2 separate regions of the Homo sapiens genome follow, and region 1 is linked to region 2. A link is an interaction called in ENCODE POLR2A ChIA-PET data of the cell type or tissue named here. Cell type or tissue: MCF 10A. All regions are shown on one strand. Links, peaks and the distances in the headings refer to the core of each region. The heading gives the core; the rest is flanking DNA.

What was found. Peaks named below come from ENCODE experiments on the same cell type or tissue, not always from the same donor. Only the 100,000 strongest peaks of a DNase experiment are listed, where the experiment ranks them.
Region 1: POLR2A ChIA-PET joins it to region 2 with 6 read pairs; 4 of 35 experiments call an interaction of 5 or more read pairs at or near these places.

The regions. Positions count from the first base shown.
Region 1 is chr3:50,147,847-50,153,209 of GRCh38, forward strand. All of the region lies in intron 1 of SEMA3F-AS1 (SEMA3F antisense RNA 1), which reads right to left. Among named protein-coding and RNA genes, the nearest start is that of SEMA3F, 4.8 kb to the right of the region's middle. RefSeq lists an enhancer at 2,802-3,473. In MCF 10A, for the core only: no CTCF peak of the experiment used is centred there; DNase peaks (open chromatin) are centred at 3,195 and 4,075.
Region 2 is chr3:50,334,473-50,339,835 of GRCh38, forward strand. RASSF1 (Ras association domain family member 1) reads right to left here. Exons shown (of 6, transcript NM_007182.5): 2 at 3,433-3,539. It overlaps RASSF1-AS1 (RASSF1 antisense RNA 1), which reads left to right and starts at 3,039. Exons shown (of 1, transcript NR_109831.1): 1 at 3,039-3,828. RefSeq lists silencers at 2,443-2,752, 2,823-3,002 and enhancers at 3,074-3,645, 3,473-3,732, 3,813-3,902. In MCF 10A, for the core only: no CTCF peak of the experiment used is centred there; DNase peaks (open chromatin) are centred at 1,209 and 3,049.

The DNA of each region.
Region 1 (5,363 bases), core at 195-5,194, 190 kb before region 2:
CCCACCAGCCCCCCCTCCTTTTGAGGGGCTGCTTTCATCTGGGCCCCACTCCTCTGCTGGGAGCAAGGAACTAGGGGAGGCCACGCCACCGCTGTCATGGAAGGGACATTCCCCAGTCATTTGGAACTAAGTAAGTCCAGATCTCAGCTTGCAGTCCTGGCTGCAGGACCCTCCTCGGGCCCCCCTCCCCCAGGACTGTGGCCACACAGACACATGGAGGGAGTGTGCGCAGCAGATGCAGGCCTGGGAGGCAGCCAGAAACCTCCCAAGATCAGAGCCTGTCACCGCAGCTTTGTCAGGGAGCTGCCTAGGTCTCTCCTAGTCCTGAGGAACACCTCTGCCTAAGGGACTATGCCTGTCCCTGGAGAGCTCACGGTTAAAGCTGCAATGCCTTTTAAGTTAAAGCAGAGTCTATCTTGAGTCCTTGATGCTGCAACTTAAGACCCTCTCTCCTCCATCCACCTCTTCAGCAGTGTGGGGAAACAGCAAATGGGCATCTCTCCATGCCCCATTCTCAGCTCCAGGTAAGGGTGAGAGGGGAAAGCAGCTCACAGCCCCATCGAGTTATTCATTCAATACCTACCACGTGTCTGTCTCCATTCTGGGTGCTGGAGGAGGAGCAATAGATAGACAACAATCTCTGCATTCTTGGTTGGCAGCTTAGCATGAAAATAAGTAAATTATATCGTATGTTGGAATAAGAAAAAGAGAGGGAAGGTAAGGGAAGAAGAGAGGGAAGGTAAGTGGAGATGCAGAATGCTGGAGATGGTGGTGGTCAGGATGGGCATCACTGAGGAGGTAATATCTGAGCAAAGGCCTGAAGGAGGTGAGGGAGAAGCCATGGAGGTGTCTGGGATGGGCATCCAGGCCAAGGGAACGGTTGCTGCAGGGCCCTGAGGCTGGAGTGTGCCTGGAGTGGGAGGAAGAGGGAGGAGGACACAAGTCAGAGAGGTGGGGAAGAGGTGTGCAGGGTGAAGGGGTGTTGATGACCACTCCAAGGATTTGGCTTTGTTTTCTGTTTTAGTTTTTGGTCAAGATGGAGTCTCACTCTGTGGCCCAGGCTGGAGTGCAGTGGTGCAATCACGGCTCACTGCAGCCTCAACCTCCTAGGCTCAAGCAATCCTCCCGCCTCAGCCTCCAGAGTAGCAGGGGCCACAGGCACATACCACCACACCCAGCTAGATTTTTGTAGGTTTTTTTTTTTTTTTTGTGACAGAGTCTTGCTCTGTAGCCCAGGCTGCAGTGCAGTGGCGCAGTCTTGGCTCAATGCAATCCCCGCCTCGCGGGTTCAAGCAATTCTCCTTCCTCGGCCTCCTGAGTAACTGGGATTGATTACAGGCGCAGGCCACCACATCTGGCTAATTTTTGTACTTTTTGGTAGAGATGGGGTTTCACCATATTGGCCCGGCTGGTCTTGAATTCCCGACCTCAAGTGATCTGCCCACCTCGGCCTCCCGAAGTGCTGGGATTACAGGCGTGAGCCATCGTGCATGGCCCAAGGATTTGGCTTTGACTCTCAATAAAGTAGGAGCCATGGAGAGCGATGAGTGAGAGAGGCGGGACCTGGCTTCCATCTTAACGAGGCTCCTCTGCTGGCCCAGGAGGCGAAAAGTGGCCACCTGATATTTCATGTGTTCTGAGGGTGAAATTTAACGTATTTGCTTGGCCAGGTGTGGAGGCTCATGCCTGTAATCCCAGCACTTTGGGAGGCTAAAGCAGGCAGATCACGAGGTCAGGAGATTTAGACCATCCTGGCCAACACAGGGAAACCCTGTCTCTACTAAAAATACAAAAAATTAGTCGGGTGTGGTGGCGGGCGCCTGTAGTCCCAGCTACTCGGGAGGCTGAGGCAGGAGAATGGTGTGAGCCCAGGAGGCAGAGCTTGCAGTGAGCTGAGATCGTGCCACTGCACTCCAGCCTGGGCCACAGAGTGAGACTCCATCTCAAAAAAAAAAAACCAAACAAACAAAAAAGTATTTGCTGATGGTTTGGGTGTAGATGAGAAAGAAAGGGTTCAGGCTGAAAGGACAGAGCCGCCCCTGCTGAGCTGAAGAAAGCTGAGAAGTTGCTAGTGTGGGCCCCCTGTTTGGGTTCCTGATGCAATGTTTATTCCACACAGGGAGGGGCTCCTCAGTCAAGTCCCCTCCCCCTTCACCCTTACCACTTTCATGGCTGGGGCTGCCTGATCATTACTGACCCAGGGCCTAGGTACCCAGAGACAAAACCCCTGCCAGTGCTTCCACCCAGACTCTTACTGGGGAGCCCTCGCCAGAACCAGATACAGACTGAGCTCTAGGCCCAGGACTGGGCTCCCCAGTGGGGGCTGGGTAGGCCCAAGGGAGTGAGGGATGGCTGTCTGGGCTCTGTCTAAACAGGATGTACTCAGGCTGGCCAACGGTCACAGGTCACTTCGAATCCAGCCGAGCTTAGGCCCACTCAACCCCACCTCTCTTACTATCCAACATACACACAGACACACACATGCATAGACACACAGAATGAAGGGTGTGGGGTAACAGGCAAGGATCTCAGTGCCCCGTGTCCCTTTCTCGCTCTGGACTCACATGGAAGCAGTTGCTGATAGATTCATGTGGGGCCCACTGGGAGAACACAGAAGGGTCTGGGTCCCCAGGGCAGGATCTTTTAATGTCTGAAAAGGGGTGTAGGACCTGCAGGGGCCCAGTGAAGCTCCTGACCCAGCCATGAGGACTGGCTTCCTAGGAGATGATGCCTGTCTGGATCTAGAAGGAGACAAGAAAGACATTCCAGGTACAGGGGAACAGCATGTGCCAAGGCCCAGAGGTGAGAGTCTAGAGCTCCTGGAAAAGGCTCGGGATGCCTGAGGGGCCCAGTGCAGAAGGATGAAGAAGGGATACTGAGCCTGTGCTGAAAAGGGCAGTGTTTATTGGTGAAAGAGGCAGCTAAGGGCCCACGTCTAGAGGAAACACAGGGTTTAGACTGGTGCTGAAGTCCGGGAAGAACATTTGTGGTAGAGGGAACAACAGCAGAGACGGCTTGGAGGCAGCTTTAGGGAGAGGCCAGGTCATTCCAGCTTTTGATCGGCTCAGAGCCAGCCCCTGGGGCAGGCTGGGCAGGAGAAGGCTGCACACGGAACCTCAGTGAGTCCCCATGGCCTGCCTCCTCCTGGTGCCACCCAACCGCCTGCCCCGAGCCCCCTCTCCAGCCCCCTTCCCAACACTCCCCCTCCCTGGGATCCAGTTCCTAGTGGGTGGGGGCTGGGCCAGAGAGCAGGCAACAGCGCCTGGGGCAGGGGAGATGAGAAAACCAGAAAGCGAGGAAACCTGAGCCAGCGACGCTGGGGCTGGGCGGGCCGGGGCCTGCTTGCCCTGCCAGGCCCAGGGAACAAGTTCCCCCCTAAGACTAGGGCAGGGGAGGAGGTGAGGGAGTGCTGGTGTGGCTGCCGCCCTCATCCAATGGGGATGGAGGGTCTCTGAGGCCCAGGCCCTCCAAGTCCAGCCTTCGTGTGCAGAGGCCAGGAGGGCAGGCCCCAGTGCACCTCCAGGCTTCCCTCTCCCCACCTGAGGTGAGCCACGGGGAGGCAGACAACAGGGACCTGCAGCAGGAGGCCGGAGGCTGCAGTTCAGTTCCCATGCATCCTGGAAGAGCCAAAAGGAAGAGAAACAGGCACAACCACCGCCAGAAACAAAGTCCAGGCCAGGGTGAAGGGCAGGGTGTATTTGCGGGAGGAAAGCTTCAAGGTTTTCCTGCCCGTTGCTGGCACCATCATCCAGGTGGGGGCTGGGCCAATGACTTCCCTGTTGTAACCCTCACTGTTGGCTCGGTCACCCCTCACAAGCTCCAGGACCTCAAGACTATGAAGTCCACCCTGAAGCTCAGCCAGGTCCACCCAGATCCGAGTGCAGTGTATCCCACGCAGCCGGGGCACACCTGGGAAGGAGGAGGAGGCTGCCCCAGGAGGGTATTCCAGAGGTGGATTCAGTGCAGGAGCTGGACCTGGCCTAACCAGCTGTGTCTGCACACACCCCTTCACCTGCGTGACCAGACTAGCACCAGGGCGGGCCATGGGGGAGGCTGAATGAAACTTAGGCCTAAGATCTGAGTGTCCTACCCAACAGGAGGGAGGTCAGGCCAGTAGGAAGCCAGCCTGTCTCTCTCCCTTCAGATGACGCCACAGGGCATCCTGGGTGGTTCTCAGGTGGAGTTAGAACAGCAGAGTGGCTTCTGGAGAGGAGGACAGAAGGATTGTGGGTGTCAAGGAGAGCACAGGGTGGGGGGCAGCCAGTCCAGAGGAGCTGAGAGTAGGGCAGGGAGTTGACTCCCTGAGTCTTGGCTTCTTGGCTGTGTTCCCTCTCCGATCTGGTGCTGCAGGGATTTGCTCTCTTATTTTTGCTCTCTTATTCACATGATAAAGATGCGTGGAGTTCCAGAAGTGCCCTGTGGGACTCCAGCAGGCATCCAGCTCCTGCGTGCCTATCAGGGTTGCAGGCCCTTGGCTCCATGTGGGCCCTGCAGCCTGGCCTTCCTGTCCTGGAGCTTTCCCACAGCCACTGAAAATGCCTTCTCCAGGCACCACAGCCTGGTGGCTCCAGGCCTCCCCCAACCCTCCCTACCTCCCCACTCTCCTCCCTCATGCTCAACTGTACAATGGGGACAACAGGGCCTGCTTCTCAGCCCAATTGTGAAGCACCTGGGGGTGAATAACCGCAAAACTTCCTGGCATGCAATGCCTCCCAACCTGGTATCCAGAGCTGGTTTTGAGGGGTCTGTGGACCTCTGAAATTGAAGACAAAATTGTGAAAAGCTATACAATATTCCCCTGAATAATATAATATACCTCGGAGATATGGCGGGTTTGGTTCCAGACCACCACAATAAAGCTAACATTGTAATAAAGCAACTCACAAATTTTTTTGGTTTCCCAGTGCATATAAAAGTCATGTTTACACTATACTGTAGTCTGTTAAGTGTGTGATAGCATTATGTCTAAAAAATGTACATATCTTAATTAAAAAATACTTTATTGCTAAAAAATGCTAATGAAGTGAGCACATGCTGTTGGAAAAATGGTGCTGATAGACTTGCTCGACACAGAGTTGCAACAAACCTTCAACTTCAGAAAACACAATATCTGCAAAACGCAATAAACCACAATAAAATGAGGTCTGCCGATATGTATATGCACACACACACACAAACTATAACAACATATTATGATGATACAAAATGCTCACCCCAGCACTGACACAGAGCAAGGGCTCAGTGTGGATTCACTGCTGCAATAACAATTTTTTTTGTATGATTATTCAGCCCTCTCGAATTGCTTAGGAAGGAATTGGCATTCCACCCCATGTAGCCAGGCTCAATTCTAGCTCTTTGCCCTC
Region 2 (5,363 bases), core at 190-5,189:
CCAACGGGAAGAAGTACCCAGATGGGAGGAGTACTAGGGGCAGGAGAAATGCCAGACAGACTCTAGTGCCAGGGCAAGAAGGAAGATCATTTTGTTTGCAGAACAGGGAGGGCACAGGGATGGTGCTAACTTGTTCTTGTGATGGCTCTGAGCTCCTACCTAACAATGAGAAAGCTTGCTCCTTCTTCCCTTCCTGGATGACCCAGGAGCCCTGGGCTGGGATGCAGTGACCTCATTTCCAGCCCCTTCCCTTCTGGTGATGAACCTCCCTATCTTCACTCAGAAAACAGACTTGGATTAGAGGCACTGCACAGCCCTTCCAGGATTCTAAAGGAGGAAGAGTTTCTTTTTCTGTTTCCAAAGCTGCCTGCTGGAAGAGGATTTCAACAGCCATCCCAGTCGGATGCACAGCAGGACCATGGAATTTCCCTTCTGCACCATAGGGACCCACCCTCCACTCTACCACTGTCCATAAAAACTGATGGTTTTTTTTTTGAGACAGAGTCTCGCTCTGTTTTCCAGGCTGGAGTGCAGTGGTGCGATCTTGGCTCATTGCAATCTCTGCCTCCTGGGTTCAAGCAATTCTCTGCTTCAGCCTCCCAAGTAGCTGGGATTACAGGTGCCTGCCACCACAACTGGCTAATTTTTTGTATTTTTAGTCGAGACGGGGTTTCACCATTTTGGCCAGGCTGGTCTTGAACTCCTGACCTCATGATCCACCCACCTCGGCTTTCCAAAGTGCTGGGATTAAAGGTGTGAGCCACTGCACCTGGCCTAAAACTGATGTTTTTTTCTTTTTTTTTAACATATAACTTGGGACTTCTCAGCCTCCTATTCTTTCTTTTTTTTTTTTTTTTTTTTTGAGACAGAGTCTTGCTCTCTCATCCAGGCTGGAATGCAGTGGCCCAGTCTCGACTCACTGCAACCTCTGTCTTCTGGGTTCAAGTGATACTCCTGCCTCAGCCTCCCCAGTAGCTGGGATTACAGGCACACACCACCATGGCCAGATAATTTTTTTGTATTTTCAGTACAGACGGGGTTTTGCTATGTTGGCCTGGCAGGTCTCGAACTCTTGGCCTCAAGTGATCTGCCTGCCTTGGCCTCCCAAAATGCTGAGATTACAGGCATGAGTCACCAAGCCCAGCCTTCTTTCTTTTTTTTGAGACAGAGCCTCACCCTGTCACCCAGGTTGGAGTGCAGTGGCACGATCTTGGCTCACTGCAACCTTTGCCTCCCGGTTGAAGTGATTCAGTCTCCCAAGTAGCTGGGACTACAGTCACACACCACCATGCCCGGCTAATTTTTGTATGTTTAGTAGAGATAGGGTTTCACCATGTTGGCCAGGCTGACCTCGAATTCCTGATTGCAAATGATCCACCTGCCTTGGCCTCCCAAAGCATTGGCATTAGAGGTGTGAGCCACCGTACTTGGCTTCCTTTTCTATTTTTGAGACAGAGTCTCACTCTGTCACTCAGGCTGGAGTGCAGTGGCACGATCTTGGCTCACTGCAACCTCTGCCTCCCAGGTTCAAGTGATCCTTCTGCCTCACCCTCCCAAGTAGCTGGGATTACAGGTGTGCACCTCCGTGGCTAGCCCTCCTTTTCAATTGGTTAGTGTCTTGTGGTTTTCCCACCTTTCCACAGTGGAAAATGGCTCAGGACTGACTGACATGAAGACAAGCCCAGGGGTCTACACTCAACTCAACCCTTGCACCCAAGCTCTGGGCTAAGATTTTGGCGTGCTGAGCACCACCCATTTTGTAAGGAATTTTGTAAAATTTTATCTGAAGCATCACTCACAACTCCACTTTCTTTACTTAAATAAGGATTTCCGCCCCATTTCTGCCAGGCATACTGAGCTTCACAGTCCCTGTTTCTTTTTCCTGGTGCCTAGGCCTGGTTCTCTGAGCCTGGTGGTCACACCAATGGCATCTGGCACACAGTTCTCCGATAATGGGGATACCTAGGAGGTTCCGAGACACCTTACAGTCCTGGGTTAGTAACCTGGATCTCTTTTTCCACCTCTTTAGGCATTTTATAATCTAGCTTTCCCCCTTCCTGTGGGTAAAGTGCTCCTGAATGCTTATGGTCCAAAACAAGACTTCTTTCCTATCTATTCCCAAATCTTTCTCCAGATCCACCCTAGAGGAAGGGAACAGAATCTTCCACATTCCAGCAGCTGGTGACAGGCCAGAACAGGGAAGAGGTGAGGGCTCAGCTGGCTCCATACAGGAGTGCAGATGGAGGAGCAGGATCTCTCTCTGCCTCTCAAGTTTTCCTAAACATACTTCTCAATTCCTGGCGAGGACTCTTCCCTCTCCACATCCTCCCCTAGTCTCCCCAAGGAGGGAGCAGGAGCATTCGAACGCGGAAATCGAGGTGCTAGTCCAAACTGCTCGGTCGGCTTTAGTCATAGCTGGATAATGCCCGGCTCAGGTCTACCACAAGCCATACAGCTGCTTTTTCCGTGTTCAACCTGTCTGTGACAGAAACCAAGGGGGCCCCGGCACCCAGCATCTAGGCGGTGGAATCGGGGTCTTACGCACGGTTCCGCGGGCAGGTCCCCGGCCAGGACCCGCGGGGAGCCACGTAGCCAGGAGGGTGGGGCTGCCCACCGACCCAGGACGCGGCAACGGACCGGGGAGGGCGGAGCTCCAGCGACCGCTTCCCCTCCCGCCCGCCGGCACCCCCTGGCTCCCACCTGGTCCCGGCGCGGCCTGCGAGCTAGCGAGGTTCGCGCGGTGAAGTACTGCTCGAGCTCCGAGTCCGAGTCCTCTTGGCTGCAGTAGCCACTGCTCGTCGTGCTGCTCCAGGTCATTTCGAAAGAAGGCGCCTCCGCCTCGCCCATAGCCGTACCCGCCCGTCCCCCAGTCCTGCGCGTCCGTAGCCGCCAACCACCGCCCCGGTCGCGTGCGTGCGTGTACGCGTGTCAGTGTGCGCGTGCGCCCGGGCCAGAGCCGCGCCGCAACCGTTAAGACTGAAACGTAGATCGCCGGGATCTAGCTCTTGTCTCATTGGGGCAGGAACGCCGGGGCGGGGACACGCACGCTTCGCCCCCAGGAATGACCTCATCGCTCCGGAGCTCCACTCACAGACCCCACCTACCACAGGGAACGGGGGCGGGTGCCAGCGTCCGGGCAAGCGCACAAGAGTGGCCTCTGGCCGGAGGCGAGGGCGGGAAGGTGCGGGAAGTGCGCGTGCGCGGAGCCTGGGTCAGCCTGGGCCCGGGTCCGCTTGCAGCGGGTGGAGTACTTGCGGAGCCGGCAATCCAGGCTCCCCTCCCAGCCCCCGCGCAGAATTAGCCTCTCTGTGCCGCCGGGAAATCGGCAATTAGAACGCTCCTTGCGCGCGGCACCCAGGCAGCCCTCGAGAATGCCTGCACTGTGGCCTGCCCATCCTCGCCCTTCCCATACGCCCTCGGCCCCGCGCTCACCACGTTCGTGTCCCGCTCCACCGCGGGTTCCCAGCCCAGGTCCCGGGGCCCGCAACAGTCCAGGCAGACGAGCGCGCGGCAGCGGTAGTGGCAGGTGAACTTGCAATCTGCAGAGAGGCCTGGCGGTGAGGCGGAGGAGCTCCAGGTCGGGGAAATGTCCCGGAGATTGAAGGGAAGCCCCAGGGAGAGGGCCGCTGCTCGCCAGGCTCCGCAGGCCCGACCTATCTCAGTGGGTTACCTCACACTGCTACGCGGACTCTAATGTTGGCCACCTGGGCGTCTGGAAACCGGCCGGAAGGCCACAGGCAGAGAGGCCTGCTCAACAGTTGGATCTCTATCGCCTAGCACAGAACTTCCCCTTTCCTCATTGGCAATTAAAAAAACAACAACAAAAAACTGCGTCTTGCTTTTGTCACCCAGGCTGGAGTGCAATGGCGCGATTTCGGCTCACCGCAACCTCCGCCTCCTGGGTTCAAGCGATTCTTCTGCCTCAGCCTCCTGAGTACCTAGGATTACAGGCGCCCGCCACCATGCCCAGCTAATTTTTGTATTTTTAGTAGAGACGGGGTTTCACCATGTTAGCCAGGCTGGTCTCAAACTCCTGATCTCAGGTGATCCACCCGCCTCGGCCTTCCAAAGTGCTGGGACTACAGGCTTGAGCCACCGCACCCGGCCCTTCACTGGGAACGTATATGGAATACATCTGCCCATTTACTTGAAGGAAAAACTAAACACCTTTAACCTACGTCTGCCCTGTGGTTGTCACCTGTCTCTACTCCCCTCAGACCAAGACACTGGTCTCTATACACTCTAATCCTTCGCCTTCACTCTCCCCTCTACCCACTCCAGCCAGGCTTGCCTCTTCCTCCAGGAAACTGCCCGGGACAGGGTCCTCAGCGATCTGTGTACTACCAAATGGAATCCAGTGTTCCATTCTCCATTCTCACCCCCTCAGCATCATTTGAAGCTTGCTCCCTTTGACTCCCAGGGGCTACACTCTCCCAGTTTTCCTCCTACCCCCTGCAGCTCCTGCTCAGCTCCTTTGCAGATTCTGACTCAACTTCCATATCTCACGATGAAGTCTGGGCTCAGTCCTGATCACTGGCCTGGTCTGTCTACATTCATCTGCCCCAGATCCACGGCTGAAACACTGACCTAAACCCTCAGACTAGATCCTCCGTGCCAGTACCTTCACTAGGATGTCTAAAAGACGTTTCAAGTGAACATGGCCAAAATTTAATTCCCTTTTCTTCAGCCTCACTGCTACACTTGCCCAGCTTCCTCTTTGCAGCAAAAATGGCCACTAGGCTCCCAGTTACTGGAGACAAAAGCCCAAACTTATCTTTGATTTCTCCCTTGTCTCTACCTCTGATAAACATGCCCAAATCATCCTGCTTCTTATCTCCATGGCTACTTTATTTCTCTTTGAGAACGCTGCAATGTCCCAGCCTTGTTCTTTTTTTTTTTTTTTTTTTTTTTGAGACAGAGTCTCACTCTGTCGCCAAGGCTGGAGGGCAGTGGCACGATCTCGGCTCACTGCAACCTCCGCCTCCTGTGTTCAAGCAATTCTCCCACCTCAGCCTCCCGAGTAGCTGGGATTACAGGCACCCGCCACTACGCCTGGCTCATTTTTTTTTATTTTTTAGTAGACATGAGGTTTCACCATGTTGGCCAGGCTGGTCTTGAACTCCTGACCTCAGGTGATCCACCCGCCTCCGCCTTCCGAAGTGCTGGGATTACAGGCATGAGCCACCGCGCTCGGCCCCTTGTTCATTCTTTGCATTCTGTCACAACTTTGTGCTCCCCCCAGCTGAATTTGTGATGTCCTCTTGTACCGGATGAGAGGGTCTCCATGCACACACAGACCTGGGACACTATCCATCCACAAGTTCCTAAATAGGCCAGAGCAGTGATGCTCAACCCAGACTCCA